Linked DNA regions of Homo sapiens: region 1 is linked to region 2. Evidence: chromatin loops called from intact Hi-C (ENCODE). Cell type or tissue: PC-9. All regions are shown on one strand. Each heading gives the region's core, and the rest is flanking DNA. Links, peaks and the distances in the headings are about the cores only.

What was found. Hi-C counts contacts between places; a loop is a spot of excess contacts. Peaks named below come from ENCODE experiments on the same cell type or tissue, not always from the same donor. Only the 100,000 strongest peaks of a DNase experiment are listed, where the experiment ranks them.
Region 1: it touches region 2 in a loop (4-fold over the local background); 13 of 110 quality-filtered maps call a loop at or near these places.

What each region holds. Positions count from the first base shown.
Region 1 is chr16:24,828,332-24,839,238 of GRCh38, forward strand. No RefSeq gene overlaps it. Among named protein-coding and RNA genes, the nearest start is that of SLC5A11, 12 kb to the right of the region's middle. RefSeq lists an enhancer at 6,177-6,471. In PC-9, for the core only: a CTCF peak has its summit at 6,339; no DNase peak of the experiment used is centred there.
Region 2 is chr16:25,220,375-25,231,281 of GRCh38, forward strand. AQP8 (aquaporin 8) reads left to right here. Exons shown (of 6, transcript NM_001169.3): 3 at 1,083-1,209; 4 at 3,988-4,202; 5 at 6,694-6,828; 6 at 8,070-8,558. The coding sequence ends at 8,118. Among named protein-coding and RNA genes, the nearest start is that of AQP8, 8.9 kb to the left of the region's middle. In PC-9, for the core only: CTCF peaks have their summits at 5,078 (motif pointing left) and 5,283; a DNase peak (open chromatin) is centred at 5,037.

The DNA of each region.
Region 1 (10,907 bases), core at 4,420-8,419, 390 kb before region 2:
ACCACAGTGCCATTTGCACTGGTGGACAGTGTCTCAAGTTGTCCACCAACATACCCCCAAAGCTAGAGGACACAGCATGCGGACCCCCCTGGGATCCAGGGGCAGAGTTTAAAGCTTAAGAATTTTAGGTTAAGCTGAATGTGAATGTTGCATTCTGCTCCACATCTTTTCCTCTAAAAATACGGCTTCAAATAGCCACTTAAATTGCTTTTCTTCAGAAAGTCTGATGCTTCCAGAAGGTGAACCACACCACAGCAGGGTGCAGTCAGGACCCAGTACCACTCTAAGAAGCAGGGCTGAAGAGGTTCCTTAGAGCTGTGCTGACAGATGACAGGTGGCAGGGAGTCCTATTGGCTGAGCCCCGGCAAAGGGGCAAGAGAATGACTCCCACCGGCTGACCCAGCCTTGAATTCAAGGGCCCTGTCGAAGCCCACGGAGACCCCTGTCCTGGCTAACAGTTGACTCCAGGTCGCTCCAGCCTGCAGGGAGAGCAGGACAGCAGTCTGCAATTCCAACCAAGTGATGCCAGGACCTAATCTGCAGACCTGAATCCAGTACATAGACTGTTACAATGTTGCTGCATCCCTGAACCGCCTGGGTTTCTATCGATTTCATAGTGATAAAATCAACTTCTGCGGGGCGTAGAGGCACGAGCCTATAATCCCTGAGGCTGAAGCAGGATTGCTTGAGCCCAGGTGTCTGACACCAACCTGGGCAACATGTTCAACCTGAGACACTCAGATCAAAAATAAATTTTAAAAAAAATTGTTTAATCAACTCCTCCAATTTCTTTATAAAGGAAAGTTGATATCATTACCTTATACAGAAAATCAGTGTCCATATATAAAAGAGAGCTATACAAGAAATAAAAACAAAATGTATTCCATTCTGGGTAGATATACTTATCAAAGGTGAGAAGAGAGGTTAGAAAGGGTTCAGGAGAGGTTAAAGTCGTGCTCTCACCATGTGGAGACTTCCTGCCTGATGGGGTCAGATGTGCTCCAGGGACACTGACACTGCAGAGGGAGAGCTCTACGCATTTGCGATTCTGCCTTATCTAATCAATCCTCTCCTGTACCCGACAGACCCCTCCCTCCCCCAGGAGTGCTGAGCCCGGGCCTTGGGAGGTTTGGGGGTTGGGGGGGCTCTTGCTTTAAGGCTTTGGCTCCATATTCTGTGGAAAGCACCCCTCAACCACTGCCCCCATATCTACAGAGAACTACTGTGAAGACAAGAGGCTGGGAGATGAATGGGGGCAGTGGGACCCCGTGGCACACTGGCAATCCCTGGTCACCCCTGCTCGGAACCCACCAAAGATGGCCTGAGCATTGGCGTAAAATACTCCTTTCTGAGGAGGTGGCGTCCAAGCAGACACCTGAAAGATGGGAAGCAACAGCCCAGCTTGGGGAAAGGACAATTCAGGTAACAGCCCGGAGCCCAGGGTGTCTGAGACAGAGTGGGCAAGGGGGACAGTGAAAGGTGACCACTGGGTCAGGTGCGGTGGCCGTCGGCTGTAATCCAGCACTTTGGGAGGCTGAGAGGAGAATCGCTTGAGCCCAGGAGTTAGAGACCAGCCTGGGCAATAGAGTGAGACCCCCAGAGAAGGAATGAGGGCAGGGCTCCAAGGCTAAGGCCGTGCTACCCAGGCCTGGCTGTCTATTAAAACCACTTGGAAATACCCCAAAGCTCAGGCGCCACCCCAGACAGTCTGATTTAATAGGGCCCCAGCATGTTTTAAAACCTTTACTTTTTTATAGCACGTTACAATTTGCTATCACTTTGTTTTCCTGCTTCATGTCTAAATGCACACGTGCACACGTGTGTGTGCGCACACACACACAATGAATACAAGTAAAACCCGGGACATCTGAATGCAGTCAGTGAACCAGATGACTGTCAGTCTCCTGGTTGTGATATTGTACTATGATAGTTTTTCAAGATGTGACTATTGAGGGGAACTGGGTTGAGAGTACAGGACATCTCTGTATTGTTCCTTATAACCACATGTGAATCTGCAATTATCCCAACACTGTGAACAAAGCTCTTATGTAGTAATGATCATCAAATGATATTTTTGATATAGGAGGTTTTTTTTATTTTTTATTTTTTTGAGACGGAGTCTCACTCTGTCACCCAGGCTGGAGTACAGTGGCTTGATCTCGGCTCACTGCAACCTCCGCCTCCCCGGTTCAAGCTATTCTCCTGCCTCAGCCTCCTGAGTAGCCGGGATTACAAGTGTGCGCCACCACACCCAGCTAATTTTTGTATTTTTAGTAGAGACGGGGTTTCACCATGTTGGCCAGGCTGGTCCCAAACTCCTGACCTCAGGTGATCCGCCCACCTCGGTCTCCCAAAGTGCTGGGATTACAGGCATGAGCCACTGAGCCCAGCCTATCGTAGATATTTTCAATGCTGCTATTCCACAAATGCCAGAGCTCCTGGTTTCCAGGTTTCTAAAAAGTAAAGTAGAACAGATTCTTTGGCCGTTCTAGAGGAATTTTTTTTTTTTTTTTTTTTTTTTTTTTTTGCTGTTTTATGAATGCTTACCTATTTGAATATTGGCAGAGAAGTAAATAAGTTGACAACAAAAAGTTAAAAAAAAAAATCATCTCAGCAAGTGACCCCAAGACCCTTTAGGACCCTGTGCTGTGGTGAGGCCTAGCCATTGATCCCGGGAGGCCCAAGGTGCAGGTTGCGGGGGGTTTTGCCCCAGTTCTGCTGTGGCACCAGAACCCAAGCCCCTTGCCATCATTGCATCTTCTAGAGTCACTGTGATGAAAATGAGATCACGTGATTAAATCTTAAGTGATTAAAATGGACTTTTCAGGCATAAAGTTAAAGGTTATGGGTACTAGCAATGACTACAGGTCGTTATTGCATAAGCAACAAAAGGCCCATTCTTCTCTTTGGGAACTTATTTTTTAGGTACCTGTATTTCATTTTGTTTTTAATTTTTGATTTAATAACATTGTTTGGTTTTATTGGGTTTTTCATCACTCCCTGTTGGATATGGCAAACAATGGTCTGTTAAGGTTTCTTTTTTTTCTTTTTTTTTTTTTTTTTTTGAGATGGAGTCTTCTCTGTTGCCAAGGCTGGAGTGCAATGGTGTGATCTTGGCTCACTGCAACCTCCGCCCCCAGGGTTCAAGCAACTCTCCTGTCTCAGCCTCCCGAGTAGCTGGGATTACGGGTGTCTGCTGCCGCGCCCAGCTAATTTTTGTATTTTTAGTAAAGAGAGGGTTTCACCATCTTGGCCAGGCTGGTCTTGAACTCCTGACCTCGTGATCCACTTGCCTTGGCCTCCCAAAGTGTTGGGATTACAGTCATGAGCCACCATGTCCTGCCAAGTTTTCCTTTTATTTGTTTGTTTGTTTAGAGACAGGGTCTTACTCTGTCCCCCAGGCTGGAGTGCAGTGGCATGATCATGGCTCACTGTAGCTTCGGCCTCCTGGGCTCAAGAGGTCCTGTCACCTCAGCCTCCTGAGTAGCTGGGACCACAGGCACACACCACCATGCCCAGCTAATTTTTTTTTTTCCCTGTAGAAATGAGATCTCACTATGTTTCCCAGGCTGCTCTCGAACTCCTGGGCTCAAGCGATCCTTCCACCTTGGCCTCCCAAAGTGCTGGGATTAGACATGAGCTATCGTGCCCAGCTAGTTTTCCTTTAAATAAATACATTTCTGTTGTATTTTAGAAGAGGGCTAAATTGAAAGAAGCTGTTAGGTAAATAACAGTTGAGGCAACGTGCAGAAACGGCAAAGTTGTGAGTGTCCGAGGTCAGGGAGCATAACAGAGGACGAGATCTTTTCACGTGCTTTTCTTTGCCCTCGGAAGTTGCTACTGGTTATTGGTTAATGTGGTCTTTGGAGTTAGACCAACCTGTTGTCATGGAATGTCTGGCTGTAAGGAGTCCAGGGCTGGTATCCTCGCTCTACTTAAGGACCCAAGACGCCTTCCATCATTGCAACACTGTCTTCATCTGCAGAGGCACAGATATCTCACTTCCACAGTCACATCCCAGCCAGTGGAGAAAGAGAGGGATGGGGAGAGCATGCTCCTCCCCACTAAGGGCATGACCCCCAGCTATGCTCACATGCCATTGGGCAGAAGAAAATCACATGAGCAGGAAGGCTGCAACTCATAGTCTTTATTCTGAATGTCTTGTCCCCAGCTTAGATGTGACACTTCTGCTATTGGGGAAGAAGGAGAGACTGGATATTGGGGAACAACTAGTAGTGCTGGTTCTAAGAAGGGAACAGTTAAATAAACTATACTTCATCCGGAAGCCGGAATGTTTAGCCACTAAGACAATGAGATAGATCTATATAAACGGCTATCAAGAGGTGTCTTTTTTTTTTTTTGAAACAGGGTCTCACTCTGTCACCTAAGCTGGAGTGCAGTGGTGCAATCTCAGCTCACTGCAGCCTCAACCTCCCAGGCTCAAGTGATCCTCCCACCTCAGCCTCCCAAAGGGCTGGGATTACAGGCGTGAGCCACCACGCCCAGCCTGCTTGAACGGTCAAACCTAACTGGATGCCAGGAAGCAAGGAGAGCCGGGTGATATCACCTGAAACCCACAGCAATCAGCTTCATGGAGCACCGAGCACAGTCAGGAGGGGTAGAAAAGGGATCCAAGGTGGGTGACGTGCTTGAAGAGCGAACATTAACCAACCCCTCTAGGAGGGTGTGGAGCAGGAACTGGAAGGGTCTGGGCCTTGAGGCTAGCTGGGAAACTAATTTGGAAGTTGAGACAAGAATTTATAAAAGCCGGAATCAGGGCTGTAGCATAGAGATGCGAGGAAGAGCTAAATGCATGAAGAGCCAATGAGATGGATGCTAGGGTCTGTGGAGAGTGAAGGAGAGGAGTCTAGGACAATCTCACGTTTCTGACTTGGTGAACCACTACTAGCTAAGGGAGAGGACCCTGGAGGATAAGAGTGGGTTTCCTGGTGCAGGGAGTGGCAGGTGGGTGTGCAATATGATGTATCAAGGAGCCTGGGAAACAGCCCAGTGGAGCTGTCCAGTTGACAGCTGCTTTTAAGTGGTGAGGACACTATATTTTTTCACCACTGTATCCTTAGCACCTAGCTCAGAGCACTGAAAATATTTGTTGGATGCATGGATGAATGGATGGATGGACAGACAGATGAACAGACGGATGGACAGATGGACGGATGGATGGATGGATGGTTGGACAGATGGATGGACGGATGGATGGATGGACAGATGCAGGGATGGATGGATGGATGGATGGATGGATGGATGGATGGATGCATGGATGGATGGATGGATGGATGGATGGACGGATGCATGGATGGACGGATGCATGGATGGATGGATGGATGAATGGATAGATGGCTGGATGGTTGGATGGATGCATGGATTGACGGATGGATGGATAAATGGATGGATGGATAAATGGATGGATAGATGCATGTTTAAGGAAGAAACCAATAATAGAGATATCAATTTGGGGTTTGTAAATCACAGGTGATGGCTGAGGCATGGAAATGGGTAAGCATGTAGAATGAGGGCTCAGGAAATATCATAATTTGAGAAGAAGAAAGGAGACTAGAGATCTGAGCAGGAAGAGTCAAAGATTCAAAGAGGCATTGATGAGGTGAGGGTTGGGCATGGACAACATGAGAGAGTGGAGTCTCAGATCTGGGGAGAGGGGAAATTTCAGGGAAGGAGAAAGCCATGGTCTGAAATGCTGCCTGTCAAGAAATCTATGGGGAAAGCCATGCATGGTTCTGTGACAGTGGAGATCATTTTTGGGGTAGAGGCAGACGCCAGGTCCCAGTGGGGTGAGGGGTTAATGGATAATGGAGATGAAGGTGGTGGTGTAGATTGGATTTCCCAAGAATCACATTCTGAGGTGCAGATCTGAGTGGAGGTGGCTTATTGGAAAATATCCTCAGAGTACATTGATAAGGGAGGAAGGGAGGCAGGACAGGGCAGAGGGAGAAGTTGAGCTGCAGTGAGGTCGCAACAGAGGCCTCAGCCAACCTCTCAGGGAGCTGTGCAGCTGGGATGTCCCTCAAATATGCTCTGCACCCAAGGAAGGACAGGGACCACCCCACTGACCAAGCACTGGATTTAGGCTGTGGATTTAGGGGAATTGTCCTTCCTCTGGCTAAGGACAATTCCTTTTGGGGAGACTCAGCTGGGAGCTGGCTGCCACACTCTCCCAGCAGTCAGGCAGTGAATGCCTCCACCCTGCAAGGAGGTCGGGTGCGCCCCACAGGGAGTGGCAAGTGTAAACTGTCAGGAACTGATCAGTGGAGGGAAAGAAGGGAAGCCAGTGCAGCAGCTAGAGGGAGACAGAGGTCAGAAAAGCCTTTGTGTGTAGCTCTAGTTCATAGTTTGAGAAACACTGCAGTGTGATCTTAGGCTGGGAGAAGAAGCCCCTAGAGAGTGAGAATGAAGACCCAAGAGTGAGGATAGACCTGCCACACTTTCTGTTTAACCCCCAGAGCTTAGAACACTGCCTGGCACACATTTGCACTTAAGAAATATCTGCGGAATGGCTGAATCCAGGAGTACATTCCAGACATTTTAACACTGAATAGCAGAAACAGAGTGCCGATATTTAGCTCCATGAAGAAATACATACGCATTTAAATATAGGAATGTACTTGAAGTTGGGCACAGTGGCTCACACCTGTAATTCCAGCACTTTCGGAGGTCAAGGCAGGAGGATTGCTTGAGTCCAGGAGTTAGAGATCAGCCTGGGCAACAGAGTGAGATCCCCATCTCTACAAAAACTACAAAAATTAGCCAGATGTGGTGGTGCACACCTATAGTCCAAGATACTTGGGAGGATGAGGTGGGAGGATGGCTTGAGTCTGGGAGGTCAAGGCTGCAGTGAGCTATGATTTTGCCACTGCACTACAGCCTGGGCAACAGAGCAAGACCCTGACTCTTTCAAAAAAAAAAAAAAAAAGTACTTATAAGGGGAACCAAGACACTCAAATACTGCCACACCACCGTTATAATCTGTAGTGCATTCACAATTTCATGGAAGCCCACAGAAGCCAAGAAATTCCCTCCAGCCCCTAATCCTCCATCTCAACTTCAACCACGGCTTCTTTCATGTAATGTTGGTCCATGTTTTTCCATAAGAACCCATTTATATAAAGACTTTTATGATTCCTTAAAACAACTTTGTTGAGGTAGAAATGACATGATAAACTACACATACATGTACAATTTGAAGAGTTTTGACACAGGCATAACCGATGAAACCATTACAGGAGAACGAACATACCCATCTGTATTAGTCCATTTGCACACTGCTGATAAAGACATACCCGAGACTGGGTAGTTTATAAAGGAAACAGGTTTAATGGACTCACAGTTCCACATGGCTGGGGAGGCCTCACAATCATGGCAGAAGAGCACAGAGACATCTTACATGGCGGCCGGCAAAGAATGAGAACACAGTGAAAGGGGGAACCATATAAAATCATTAGATCTCGTGAGACTTATTCACCACCTCGAGAACAGTATGGAGGAAACTGCCCCTGTGATTCGATTATCTCCCACCAGGTCCCTCCCACAGCACATGGGAGTTATGAGAGCTACAATTCAAGATGAGATTTGGGTGGGGACACAGCCAAACCATATCACCATCGCCCCGAGAAATTTCCTTCTTCCCCTCTGTGACCCCTCCCTCCTGCCTTTCCCATCCCCAGGCAAACATATATCCATCACAAGAAATTTGTTCCCGGATTCTACATTTGTATGTAAATGAATCAGAGTATGTACTTTTTGTGTGTCTGGCTTCTTCCCTTGGCAAAATTATTTTGGAATTTTTTTTTTTTTTTTGAGACAGAGTTTCACTCTTGTTGCCCAGGCTGGAGTGCAATGGTTAATTTTGTATTTTTAGTAGAAATGGGGTTTCTCCATGTTGATCAGGCTGGTCTCGAACTTCCGACCTCAAGCGATCCATCCGCCTTGGCCTCCCAAAGGACTGGGATTACAGGCGTGAGCCACTGCGCCTGGCCTGTTTTTTACGTTTGAAAGTATCTAACAGAGAAAAGCCTCAAGAGAGTGCTTTGTTCACAATTCTGTCCTGTTTGTGCTTTTTCTCAGTAGTTTAGACACACACATAGAAGAATTATATTTATTAGCTGGGCTTGGTGGTGTGCACCTGTAATCCCAGCTACTCGGAGGCTGAGGCATGAGAATCACTTGAACTCGTGAGGCAGAGGTTGCAGTGAGCCGAGATGGTGCCACTGCACTCCAGCCTGGGCAACAGAGTGAGATTCTGTCTCAAAAAAAAAAAAAAAAAGAGAGAGAGAGAAGAAGGATTATATTTAATTGAAATTCTCATAATAACCAGGTTGATGGCAAATGGGCTGTTAGTCAAGCTGGAGGGCTCCAGAGAAGGATTTACCTTTGTTAGCAGACAGTTGCTTTGAATTCACGTTTCTTCCTGGAGGGTTTTAGCAACTTCTGAGTGGGAATGGGAATGGGAGAGTTTGAAGGTTTTTCCTTCCAGTTCCCTGGACTCTGGAGACGGTACCTCACAGGGAGACGCTATGGGTCAAAGGGCAGTATTTTCTGTAAAGGGCCAGGTAGTAAATATTTTAGGCTTTGCAGGCCATGTGGTCTCTGTCACAGGTATTCAGCTCTACCATTGTTGCACAAAAAGAGCCAGAGATGACAGGTAAACAAATGAACATGGATGTGTTCCAATAAAACTTTATTGATAAAAACAAGCAGTGGGCCAGATCCGGCCTGGCAGATGGAGAGAATGGTTTGCTCGCCTTTGCTTTAGTCAATGGAATGTCACTAAAGCCTCCCCTCTACTATTTATTATGGATGTGGGTGATTATGATAATGAAAGTTGTAGAATTTAGACGACATTAGAGACGATGATATAATATGTAACCCATGAAATATTTGAGGTTGGGCATTGTGGCTCAGGCCTGTAATCCCAGCACTTTGGGAGGCCGAGGCGGGTGGATCGTTTAAGCCCAGGAGCTTGAGACCAGCCTACGCAACATAGAACCTGTCTCTACAAAAAAATTAAAAAACTAGTCAAGTGAGTTGGCGCACACCTATAGTCTCAGCTACTCAGGAAGCTAAAGCAGGAGGATCGCTTGAGCCCAGGAGGTCGAGACTGCAGTGAGCTGTGAGCATGCCACTGCACTCCAGCCTGGGTGACAGAGCAAGATCCTGTCTCAAAACAAACAAACAGAAACAATCAGGGCTGGGCGCGGTGGCTCACACCTGTAATCCCAGCACTTTGGGAGGCCTAGGTGGGTGGATTACCTGAGGCCAGAAGTTTGGGACCAGCCTGGCCAACATGGTGAAACCCCATCTCTACTAAAAATACAAAAATTACCCAGGCGTGTTAGGGGGCACCTGTAATTCCAGCTACTCGGGAGGCTGAGGCAGGAGAATCGCTTGAACCCGGGAGGCAGAGATTGCAATGAGCAGAGATCGCGCCACTGCCCTCCATCCTGGGCAACAGAGCAAGACTCCGTCTCAAAAACGAAACAAAAAAAACAAAAAACAAAAAAAAAAACAATCAAGACAATTTGCTTCTTAGAGCCAGGCTTGCATTAAGGTCTAGGCTGTAGCCACATCAACAGACACCATGAGAACAGACATTTCCTAAGGTGTAGCCAACAGGTCCCATATCTGCCTTCTCTGTTTTATTCTAACTCCCCGTGGGCTTTGGCTATGTGGGGACAGGAAGGCCCTGGGACTGAAAACCAGATGCTTTTCACTATCAGGTGATCATCCTGCTGGGCAAAACACCTGCAAGATGCAGCGACCAACCCCGGATTCAGAACAACTTCAACAGGTGGCAATTTATGATCTGCTCCCTACTAGGAATACGGAAGATGGTCATTAAAATAGTAGCACACAGTTATTTAGCACTTACGGAAGAAAGCTCAACAGTTTACAGGTGTTACCTCATTGAAGGCTCGCCACTATTCTGTGAAGGAGGTGTTGTTATTTCTCCCTCGTTTAGCGGATAATGAAGCAGATTTGCAGAGGTGAAGTAACTTGCCCACGTCACACACCTACTGAGCCGTGAAGTCTAAAGACAAAGCGTGTGTCTCTGCAATGCTGCAAAAGAGTCAGAATATGTTCTGTGTGGCTGGGCGTGGTGGTCCATGCCTGTAATCCCAGCACTTTGGGAGGCTGAGGTGGGCAGATCACTTGAGGTCGGGAGTTCGAGACCAGCCTGACCAACATGGTGAAACCCCTGCTCTACTAAAGACACAAATATTAGCCAGTGTGGTGATGTGTACCTGTAATCCCAGCTACTTAGGGGACTGAGGCAGGAGAATTGCTTAACCCAAGAGGCAGAGGTTGCAGTGAGCCAAGATTGTGCCACTGCACTCCAGCCTGGGCTACAGAATGAGACCCTATCTTAAGAAAAAAAAAAAGGTGTTCTGTGTGTCTTTCCTGTGCTGAGACTGGAGTAGCTGTATCCTTCTAGAGCAAGACAGCAGGGTCCTAATAGCAAAGTTTACCCAGCCCTTATCATGAGCAGCCACACTTGGAAACAATGTGCATGAATGTTTTAGGGTGAAAGCCTGCACTGTTGTAACAAGTGACTCAGCAATAACACGGCTAAAATAAGGAAATTCATTCTGTTCCATGTCTCGGTCCACGGGGAGGCTCCAAGTCAGTGGCTTCTCTGTTCCAACAGGAACCCAGGCTGCTAGCAGCTCTACTGTTTTCCTTACACACAGCCTGCAAGGGGACTCAGTCACCATCCTGACCAAAAAGAAGTCAGAAAGGAGGGGAAGACAAGGGCAGGGAGCTCCCTCTTAATCACGGGAGGCAGAAATTGTGTGAATCACAGTCCCTTTCATTCCACTGGCAAGAGTTAGCCACAGCTAGACACAAATCGGGGCTGCCCAGTGCAATCAGCCTTG
Region 2 (10,907 bases), core at 3,364-7,363:
ATATTTCCTCCATCAGAGTGGGACTGGTTGGGACACTGATGTGAGTGCAGCCACCCTGGCTCTGGGGCCTGGGCTGGTTGAACATCTTGGTGAACACGAAGGCTCTTTACCCATGAGCCAGGGGGTGGCTGATCAACTGCAACCTGCCCTTTGACCTCAGGTTCTGACTTGTCTAATTCCCTTCCACACCCCAAACTCCCAATCCCAATCCCTAACCTGGTCATGAACCTCCAACTCCACCCCGTGATTCTCAATGCCATTTTCAGCCTGAACTCCAAATCTGCATTTTACACCCATCACACTTTCAGACCACAAGTAGGGTTTTCACTGGCTGAGCAGTTCAACCAATCAGGAGGTCTTATTCAGGGCCTAGCTACTCATAAAGGGAGACCCGGGCCGGGCACGGTAGCTCGTGCCTGTAACCCCAGCACTTTGGGAGGCCGACGTGGGTGGATCGCTTGAGGTCAGGAGTTTGAGACCAGCCTGACCAACATGGTGAAACCTCGTCTCTACTAAAAATACAAAAATAAGCCAGGCGTGGTGGCACACACCTGTAGTTCCAGCTACTTAGGAGGCTGAGTCAGAAGAATTGCTTGAACTCAAAAGGTGGAAGCTGCAGTGAGCCGAGATCACACCATTGCACTGCAGCCCGCGCGACAGAGCAAGACTCCGTCTCGTAAAATCAAACAAATCATAAGGGGAGGCCTGGATACCGCTCTTGGGCTACTAACTTGGAGCCTTGGTATCTCAATCTGACCTGTGGCCACATCTCTGAAGGGCTGGAGGGAGGCTTGGAGGGAGTCAGGGAGGAGTTAAGGGATGGTCTCCCTACACGCTCTTCCTCCAGGGCCATCCTGGGGGCTGGGCTTTGGACTTAGAGGCTGCCCTTTATCTCTTACCCTCTGCCTGGCATCTCAGGGAAAATGGAAGCAATTTGGTGCCTCTTTGTATTTGAGCTGGGCCCCGGACTGACTCTTGCCCTGAGAGGCCAGCCTGGTGGGTTGGCTGGGACACACTGTCTCAAGTGCCAGCCATGTGGTCAGCCCTGGGCTCATGACTTCCTCTGCTCTTGTGGGTTACAGTGGTGGACACTTCAACCCTGCGGTGTCCCTGGCAGCCATGCTGATCGGAGGCCTCAACCTGGTGATGCTCCTCCCGTACTGGGTCTCACAGCTGCTCGGGGGGATGCTCGGGGCTGCCTTGGCCAAGGTGGGTAAACCCCAGGGGCTGGGCTAGTCTTCCTCTCTGATGGGGCTGCTGGAGGTGCATATGTGGGTGTGTGTGTGGGACAGTGGGGAGTGGGGAAATGTCCAATCTTTTGCTTGTTTCTGCCAGTGGAATTGGTGGACGTTTTTCTTCTCTCTTTCTTTCTTATTGCATTTTATTGTATTTTTTATTTGTTTGTTTTTTTGAGATGGAGTCTTGCTCTGTCACCCAGGCTGGAGTGCAGTGGCCTGATCTTGGCTCACTGCAACCTCTGCCTCCTGGGCTCAAGCAATTCTCCCACCTCAGCCTCCTGAGTAACTGGGATTACAGGCGCATGCCACCATGCCCAGCTAATTTTTGTATTTTTAGTAGAGACGGGGTTTCATCATGTTGGCCAGGCTGGTCTTGAACTACTGAGCTCAAGTGATCTACCTGCCTTGGTCTCCCAAAGTGCTGGGGTTACAGGCATGAGCCACTGTGCCCGGCCTCTCTTTTTTATTTTAGAGATAGGGTCTCACTCTGTTGTCCAGGCTGGAGTGTGGTGGTGCAATCATAGCTCACTGCAGGCTCGACCTCCTGGGCTCAAGTGATCCTCCTGCCTCAGCCTCTTGAGTAGCTGGGACTACAGGTGTGTGTCACCACACCCAACTAATTTCCTCTGCCTAGGAAAACCAGAGACCTTTGTTCACTTGTTTATCTGCTGACCTTCCCTCCACTATTGTCCTATGACCCTGCCAAATCCCCCTCTGTGAGAAACACCCAAGAATTATCAATAAAAAATAAATAAATTAAAAAAAATTTTTTTCTGTAGAGGTGGGCTCTCGCTGTGTTGACCACATTGGCCTCCAACTCCTGGCCTCAAGTGATCTTCCTGCCTTGGCCTCCCAAAGTGCTGGGATTACAGACATGAGCCACCGAGCCTGGCCAGCCACAGAGTTTTCATAGCTTTATGCATAAATCCATGGATAGACTTTCTCCCTTCATCCCTCTTTTTCTTTTTTTTCCCTCTCTTTCTTTCTTTTCTTTTGCCCTTAAGTCTTGGTTCAGCCAGGGATACTTCAAGCCCTTCAAGATGTGGGCCTTGCTTGGTGTGTGTGTGGGGGGTGGTGGATGGGGGAGCTCTGTCAGCTTGGCTGTGATAGGGTCTGAAGCTGTAAGTGCTGACCCACCGCAGACTTTGTTCTCAAGCCTCACTTTACTGTCATCCCCTGCTGTGGTCTCTCCATGTCCCAATTTGAGAGCCACAGCCTGTTCCCCTGTCTATGGAACACGCCCGGGACCTTCCTTCTCGGCTTCTGCTCTGAAAAGCAGTGGCCAGACTCGAGCTCAAGCCCTGCCACTTAAAACCTGTCAAACATGGTTCTGACAGCTGCGGGGCAGCAGGGTTCCCTAAGCACATTCTTCCTGCTAAATGTTTTACACATATTCTCTTATTTCATCTCCCAGCAACTTTATGAAAAACCATAGTCAGTTCATAGAGAGCGCTTACCTTGTGCCAGGCACACCAACGGCCTTGTCTGTGAGCTGGGAGCTGTCAGTATCATCCCTATTTTATAGATGAGAAAACAGAGGTGCAGAGAAGCAGGTAACTTGCTCAAGTTCAGACGTGCCTGTAAGCAGCACAGCCCCGACTGGATCCAGAGTCCAGAAGCTTGTGCACTGCACTGTCTTTCCCCTTCGGGGCTGTGATAGCCCTGAGGCCGATCGCCCATAGAAATAATTGAGCTCAGGCTTCAGGGCTCTCCTGCACATGCCCCTTCCACGGTCCTGTGGGGGCTTAGCAATGAGTTCACCTGATCATATGTGTTTGTAAAGTTTCTAAGAGTAAGGTATTTTTAGCCACGCATGGCGGCTGGTGCCTGTAATCCCAGCATTTTGGGAGGCAGAGGCGGGAGGATCACTGGAGCCTAGGAGTTCCAGACCAGCCTGGGCAACATAGTAAGACCTTCCATCTCTACAAAAAATTTTAAAAAAAACATTAGGTGGGCATGGTTGGTATGTACCTGTGGTCCCAGCTACATGAGAGGCTGAGGTAGGAGGAACACTGGAGCCCAGGAGGTCCAGGCTGCAGTGAGCTATGATCGTGTCACTGCACTCCAGCCTGGGTGACAGAGCTAGACTCTGTGTCAAAGAAAAATAAAAAGATAGTTTATGTTCTTTTTCTCAAAGAGGATCATCTAAGTTACATAAGTTTTAGGTCTGTAACCTGGAGCCATGACTGGGTTATCCCCATTTTTCTTTTTCTTTTTCTTTTTTTTTTTTTTGAGACGGAGTCTTGCTCTGTTGTTCAAGCTGGAGTGCAGTGGTGTGATCTCAGCTCACTGCAACCTCTGCTTCCAGAGTTCAAGTGATTCTGGTGCCTCAGCCTCCTGAGCAGCTGGGATTACAGGTGCCTGCCACTTCACCCCGCTAATTTTTGTATTTGTAGTGGAGATGGGGTTTCACCATGTTGGCAAGGCTGGTCTCAAACTCCTGGGCTCTAGTGACCCACCCATCTCAGCCTCCCAAAGTGCTGGGGTTGCTGGCGTGAGCCACCACGCCTAGCCCCATTACTATTTTTCAGCTGAACAAAGTGAGGCTCAGAAAGGTTCAGTAGTTCACGCAGGGTCGCACAGTAAAATCTGGCAGAGCTGGGATGTGGATGCAGGTATATCTAACTGAAATTGGACATAACCCTTCACTGGCTCTTAAGGTGGGTAGCATGCGTTTTTTAGGCCCTCTCCCCTCAGTTTCCAGCTGTCTCTCTGCCCCACTGTGAGGCTCAGCAGCTTCTCTGTGCAGGCGGTGAGTCCTGAGGAGAGGTTCTGGAATGCATCTGGGGCGGCCTTTGTGACAGTCCAGGAGCAGGGGCAGGTGGCAGGGGCGTTGGTGGCAGAGATCATCCTGACGACGCTGCTGGCCCTGGCTGTATGCATGGGTGCCATCAATGAGAAGACAAAGGGCCCTCTGGCCCCGTTCTCCATCGGCTTTGCCGTCACCGTGGATATCCTGGCTGGGTGAGTGTCCCTTGGCAGTGGGGTGACCATGCCCAGATCTGTGCTGTTCAGCTCTGGGGGATTTCAGGCCTGAGGGTCACAGATTCAGTTGCTATTAGGGGCCAGGAAGGTGCTGCAAATGGGGAGGGGGGCTGGCATCAGGCAGACAACAGGGAGTGGTGGGGACTGCAGTGTCAGAGGTGCTGCAGTCAGTTCAGCTCTTGTCAATTATTGCTGGGTACATGGGTCTGGGCTGATGCTTTCATTCAAAGGAAGTCAGAAATTTAAATCTGTATGTGATGTTTTCCAATGTTGGTAGCGTAAATACAACATTTCTGTGAACTGTGTTCATTCGGTCAGCGGGCAGCCGGGTTTTAGCCTCAGGCTTACAAAGAGCATGTGTAGCTGTTGTCTCATTTATTTTTAGACTCCCAGCAGGCTTTGGAAGGGATTAAGTAGACAAGATTGGGGATGATGTCTCCCGTTTTATAGATAAGGAAACTGAGGCTTAGAGAGGACAGAAGTGACTTATTTAAGGTCAGTGGGCAGTGGCAAATTAAGTGATAGATTTGGGACAAGAGGCTGAGTGAACCCTTTTAATTTTTGTTGTAGAGATAGGGGTCACGCTCTGTTGCCCAGGCTGGTCTTGAACTCCTGGCTTCAAGCCATCCTCCTGCGTTGGCCTCTCAAAAGTACTGGAATTACAGGCATGAGCCACAGTGCCCAGCCCAGGGAGCCCCTCCCTAATGTCTGACTCTTTCCTTTCTTTTGGACACAGAACCAAGTCTAACCTTTCTCCTGGGTCAGCTCTCCCTCAACTTTGGGAGGTGGAGCCTGGGGCAGGCTGGGGAATGTGTGTGTAAAGCTGTGGCCATGCTTTGCTGCCCCCTAGTGGTCTTTGATTCACTTACAAGCCCTTTTTTTTTTTTTTAGCTCCGCTTCCCGGGTTCACGCCATTGTCCTGCCTCAGCCTCACGAGTATCTGGGACTACAGGCGTCCGCCACCACGCCCGGCTAATTTTTTTTTGTATTTTTGGTAGAGACGGGGTTTCACCGTATTAGGCAGGATGGTCTCGATTTCCTGATCTCATGATCCGCCCGCCTTGGCCTCCCAAAGTGCTGGGATTACAGGCTGAGCCACCGCGCCCCGCCTACTTACAAGCTTTTTGACTTCGAAGCTGGACACAGGGTGGGGATGAGGTCTACAGGCCCCCAGCTGGAGAGAATGGGGTAAAGACAGAGCCCCAGAACGAGAGGAGTGCACCTGGGGAAGAGTCTCCCTGTAGGATTCTGGGTCTTAAGCTTGTGGTGCAACAAGGGCCTCATCTGGACCAGCTAGATTAGTTAATGCTTTTTGTACATTAATTATATTCGAGGTGTGGGCTCCATTTGCATTTTCTCATTCACTCCTGATGACAACCTATGGGATAGTCACTTTCACCTCACCTGAACACAGAGAGGTTCATGGAGGTTCCCACACCTAGAACTATCTGGGCTGGGGTTTTTCTTTCTTTATATGTATATTTTTAAAGCTTTGTGGGTGAACCTAGTAGGTGTATATATTTCTGGGTTACATGAGATGTTTTGGTACAGGCATGCAATGCATAATTATCACATCAAGGTGAATGGGGTATTCATCCCCTCAAGCATTTATTTTTTGTGTCACAAACAATCCACTTATACTCTTCGTTATTTTATTTTATTTTTAGTTTTAGTTTTTGAGACAGAGTCTTGCTCTGTCACCCAGGCTGGAGTGCAGTGGCATGATCATGGCTCACTGCAACTTCCAACCCCCAGGTTCAAGCAATTCTCCTGGCTTAGCCTCCCCAGTAGCTGGGACTACAGGCGTGTGCCACTATTCCCAGCTAACTTTGTATTTTTAATACAGACAGGGTTTCACCATGTTGGCCAGGCTGGTCTCTAACTCCTGACCTCAAGTGATCTGCCTGCCTTGGCCTCCTAAACTGCTGGGATTTCAGGCATGAGCCTCTGTGTCTGGCTGAGGTTACATGAGATGTTTTGATACAGGTATGCAATGTGTAATAATCACGTCAAAGTAAACGGGGTATTCATCCCCTCAAGCATTTATTCTTTGGGTCACGAACAATCCTATGATACACTTTTTGTTATTTTATAATGTGTGGGCTGGGTTTTGAATCTAGGTCAGCTTGACTCCAAAAGGATTGAAACTGATTGACTTTCCTTTGTAGACTTTGGAGCAAATGTAGCTCCAGCTTCTCTTCCTGCCATCACCCAGTAGGCATTTTTGCTGGGCATTCTAGAGGAGTGTGTGGGGAGTGCTGGACTGCACGCCCAGCGGGGAGCCATGCCTTCTGCTTCCTGGTGCTAATAGCCCCTCTGCCTTCTTTAGGATCTACCCAGGAGCTCATGATGTAGGAGTTTAGAGAGGGTTTCTGGGTGGTGTGTGACTAGGCCTAGTTGGGGACATGAGTGTGAGGTGAGGTGGGGTTTGGCTGGGATCCTGGTGACCTTGGTGCCTGGGTGTTTGCAGGGGCCCTGTGTCTGGAGGCTGCATGAATCCCGCCCGTGCTTTTGGACCTGCGGTGGTGGCCAACCACTGGAACTTCCACTGGATCTACTGGCTGGGCCCACTCCTGGCTGGCCTGCTTGTTGGACTGCTCATTAGGTAGGAGTGTGACACAGGGTCACCGGCCCATTGGATGGGCACTTGGCAACATCTCCCAGAGAGTCCGGGACTAGAGGGCTAGGCTCTCACTTGGGTTTGGAAGAGAAAAGAGGGAGCCTCTTTAGAGGCAAAGAAAATGGCTCCATCTAGGAGCTTTGGTTGCAAGTGACAGAGATCTATTTCAAAATAGCTTATGTCATAAAGAGGAATTCATTGGCTCACATCATCAAAAACTTCACAGGTAGCAGTGGTTTCAGGTGGCGCTCAAACAATGTCTTTAGGACTTGGTCTTTCTCCTTTTCTTTTTTTGACAGTTTCCCTCTGTTGCCCAGGCTGGAGTGCAGTGGTGTGATTCTGGCTTATTGCAACCTCCGCCCCCGGGTTCAAGAGATTCTCCTGCCTCAGCCTGCCAAGCAGCTGGGACTACAGGCGCCGCCACCACGCCCAGCTAATTTTTATATTTTTAGTAGAGTCGGGTTTTCACCGTGTTGACCAGGCTGGTCTCGAACTCCTGACCTCATGTGATCCACCTGCCTGGGCCTCCCAAAGTGCTAGGATTATAGGCATGAGCCACCGCGCCCAGCCAGTTTTTGTGATTTTTTTGGTAGAGATGGGGCTTCACCATGTTGGCCAGGCTGGTCTCCAACTCCTGACCTCAAGTGATCTGCCTCCCAAAGCGCTGGGTTACAGGCGTGAGCCACTGCACCCGGCTTCATTTAATTCTGGGCTTTCAGAGTGGCAGCAATGAGCATCTTCAGGAAAAGGGTTAGAAACCAAGCAGGACCCGGGCATGTGGTTCACGCCTGTAATCCCAGCAGTTTGGGAGGCCAAGGTGGGTGGATCACTTGAAGTCAGGAGTTGGAGACCAGCCTGGCCAACATGGTTAAAACCCTGTCTCTACTAAAAATACAAAAATCAGCCAGGTGTGGTGGTGCTTGTCTGTAGTCCCAGCTACTCGGGAGGCTGAAGTATGAGAATTGCTTGAACCCAGGAGGTGGAAGCTGCAGTGAGCTGAGATCATGCTACTGTACTCCAGCCTGGGTGAGTGAGACTCTGTCTCAATTAAAAAAAAAAAAAGAAACCAAGCAGGAAACTGTCTCTCTCTCTGCAAGGGGATCTGGCTATTAAGGCTGGGGAGGCTCAGGAAGTCATCTTTCTGGAGACTTCTGAGCCTGGAGACATGACGAAGGGCTGGGTCTCACCTCCGGGGCAGAGACCTTACTGGGTCATCTTTCTTGCAGGTGCTTCATTGGAGATGGGAAGACCCGCCTCATCCTGAAGGCTCGGTGAAGCAGAGCTCGTGGGATTCCTGCTGCTCCAGGTGTCCTCAGCTCACCTGTCCCAGACTGAGGACAGGGGAGTTCCTGCATTTCCTGCCAGGGCAGAGGCCCAGAGGAGCGACCCCCTGCTTCCACTGCTTGGGCCTGCTTTCTCAGATAGACTGACTGCTGAGGAGGCTCTAGGTTCTTGGAATTCCTTTGTGCTCATCAGAGACCCCAGCCTGGGGAACACGCTGCCCGCACTGCCCAGAGAGCAGTGCAAACACCACAACACGAGCGTGTTTCTTGAGAGGAATGTCCCCGAGTTGGACAAGGAGGCTGTTTCTGCACATCAGCTCATTTCCCGCACCCCATTTCTTGCTTGATTGCTTTGTTGGGGGCCTGGCCACTTCCTTGCTTCTCAAGCTGACAATTCTCACTTTGCAATAAATAGTCCAGTGTTTCCTTCCACGTGCTCACTGGCTTGCCTTTCATTTGAGAAATGGGCACTGCTGAGGAGAAAGCAAGCAAAAAAAAAAGTCTGGGGTTAGGCCTTGGCTGGGGTTAGGCCTGAGCTGATCCCACAGCCCAGCTCAGAGTCCTGGGCCATGGCAGGCTCTTGAAGTTGAGGCCAGACCAGAGCCTGTCTCCACTTGGACGGGCCCATCCTGGAGCTCTGTCTGGAGCTCAGAGTGCATATTGAGTCCAACTTGGAGTCTAGTCAGAGTCAATTCCAGATCACAGACCTCAGGACCCTGCTGAAAACCCCCAGGCAGAGTCCAGGGTCTGGCTGAGTGCCCAGTGCTGTCCCTACTCGAGTGCTTGGTGCTGTCCAGGACATGGGTCAGCCCATTCATTCACTCTAGGTGGGGAGGTGGGGGGGTGGGTGGGATTGGGATGGGCTGCAAGAATTTCCTGAGGAAATATTAGGTTGGTGCAAAAAAAATTTTTTTTTTTGAGACAGAGTCTTGCTCTGTCACCCAGGCTGGAGTGCAGTGGCATGATCTCAGCTCACTTCAACCTCTGCCTCCCAGGTTCAAGCACTTCTCCTGCCTCAGCCTCCCAAGTAGCTGGGATTACAGGCATATGCCACCATGCCCAGCTAATTTTTGTATTTTTAGCAGAGACGGAGTTTCACCATGTTGGTCAGGCTAGTCTTGGACTCCTGACCTCAAGTGATCCACCCACCCCGGCCTCCCAAAGTGCTGGGATTACAGGCGTGAGCCACAGTGCCCAGCCAGTTGCCCAGCCAGCCCATTACTTTCAATGGCAAAAACTGCAATTACTTTTGTGCTAACATAATAGAATCCTGAACAAGTGACACAGTACAGGCCTGAAGAACCAGTGGCACTTGGGTGGAAGATAGGAGTATAACAGATAAGAAAGGACGGAAAGACACACCCTGGAAGTCACCCCTTCGAAGTAGAGTATGTGTCTTCTCCATAAGAATCGATGGGTCATTTATGGAAGATGATCATTATAACACCAGAAAGAAGGGCCAGGGAGAAACCACTCTCAACAACAACCGAAAACTCACCCACTTCAACAAGATGAGCAAAATGCTCACTTGAGCAAAAATGAAGAAAATCACCACTACAATAAGAGATTGTCCATGGAGGAAATAGATTCACGATATAGCCACACATCCAAACCATTCTCAGGGAAAAGGAGAATAACAAACAAGAATAACGATGACAACCCGACAGAATAGAAAAGGGGAGGAAAAAATATGATACAATCAGAAACAAGCAAATTAGGACATTTACAGAGTTCAAAATGGGTCAGCCATGGTGTTTCACGCCTGTAATCCCAGTACTTTGAAAGGCCAAGGCGGAGGATTGCTTCAGGCCAGGAGTTCGAGACCATCCAGGCAACATGGCAAGACCCTGTAACTACAAAAAATAAAAAAATTAGCTGGGCAGGTGGCACATGCTTGTAGTCTCCTCTACTTGGGAGGCTGAGGTGGGAGGATCGCTTGAGCCTGGGAGGTTGGGGCTGCAGTGAGCTATGACAGCACCAATGCACTCCAGCCTGGGCAACAGAGTGAGATCCTGTCTCAAAAAAAAAAAAAAAAAAAAAAAAAGGCCAGGCGCTCTGGCTCACACATGTAATCCTAGCACCTTGGGAGACTGAGGTGGGAGGATCACTTGAGGTCAGGAGTTCAAGACCAGCATGGCCAGCATGGTGAAACCCCTTCTCTACTAAAAATACAAAAATTAGCCAGGCATAGTGGCGGGTGCCTGTAATCCCAGCTACTTGGTAGGCTGAGGCAGGAGAATTGCTTGAAACCGGGAGGTAGAGGTTGCAGTGAGCCAAGACCATGCCACTGCACTCCAGCCTGGGCAACAGAGTAAGACCCTGCCACAAAATAAAGTAAAAGAAGAGTAAAAAATATTAAAAGTTACTATTTTGTTTGGTGAAATAATGAAATAAATCTTTGATTAATCTAGTAAATAACAAAAGATATACATCCATACATATATATACTTATATGTATATAGCTAACATTTATGGAGAGTTTATTACATGTTAGGCACTGTGCTGAATGCTTTACACGTATTATGTCGTTTACTCCCTACGACAATCCTATGAGATAGTACAGTGGGTTGAATAGTGTCCTCCCGAAATCTGTGTCAGTCTACAGTCTTAGAGTGTGACGTTATTCGGAAATAGGGTCTTTGAAGATGCAATTAAGGTACGGGTCAAGACGAAATCCCACTGGATTAGGGTGCCCTTTTCTTGTAAGAGATAGTAAAAGAGGCGCAGAGACACAAAGGAGAAGGCCACGTGAAGATGGAAGCAGAGGTTAGGGTTATACTG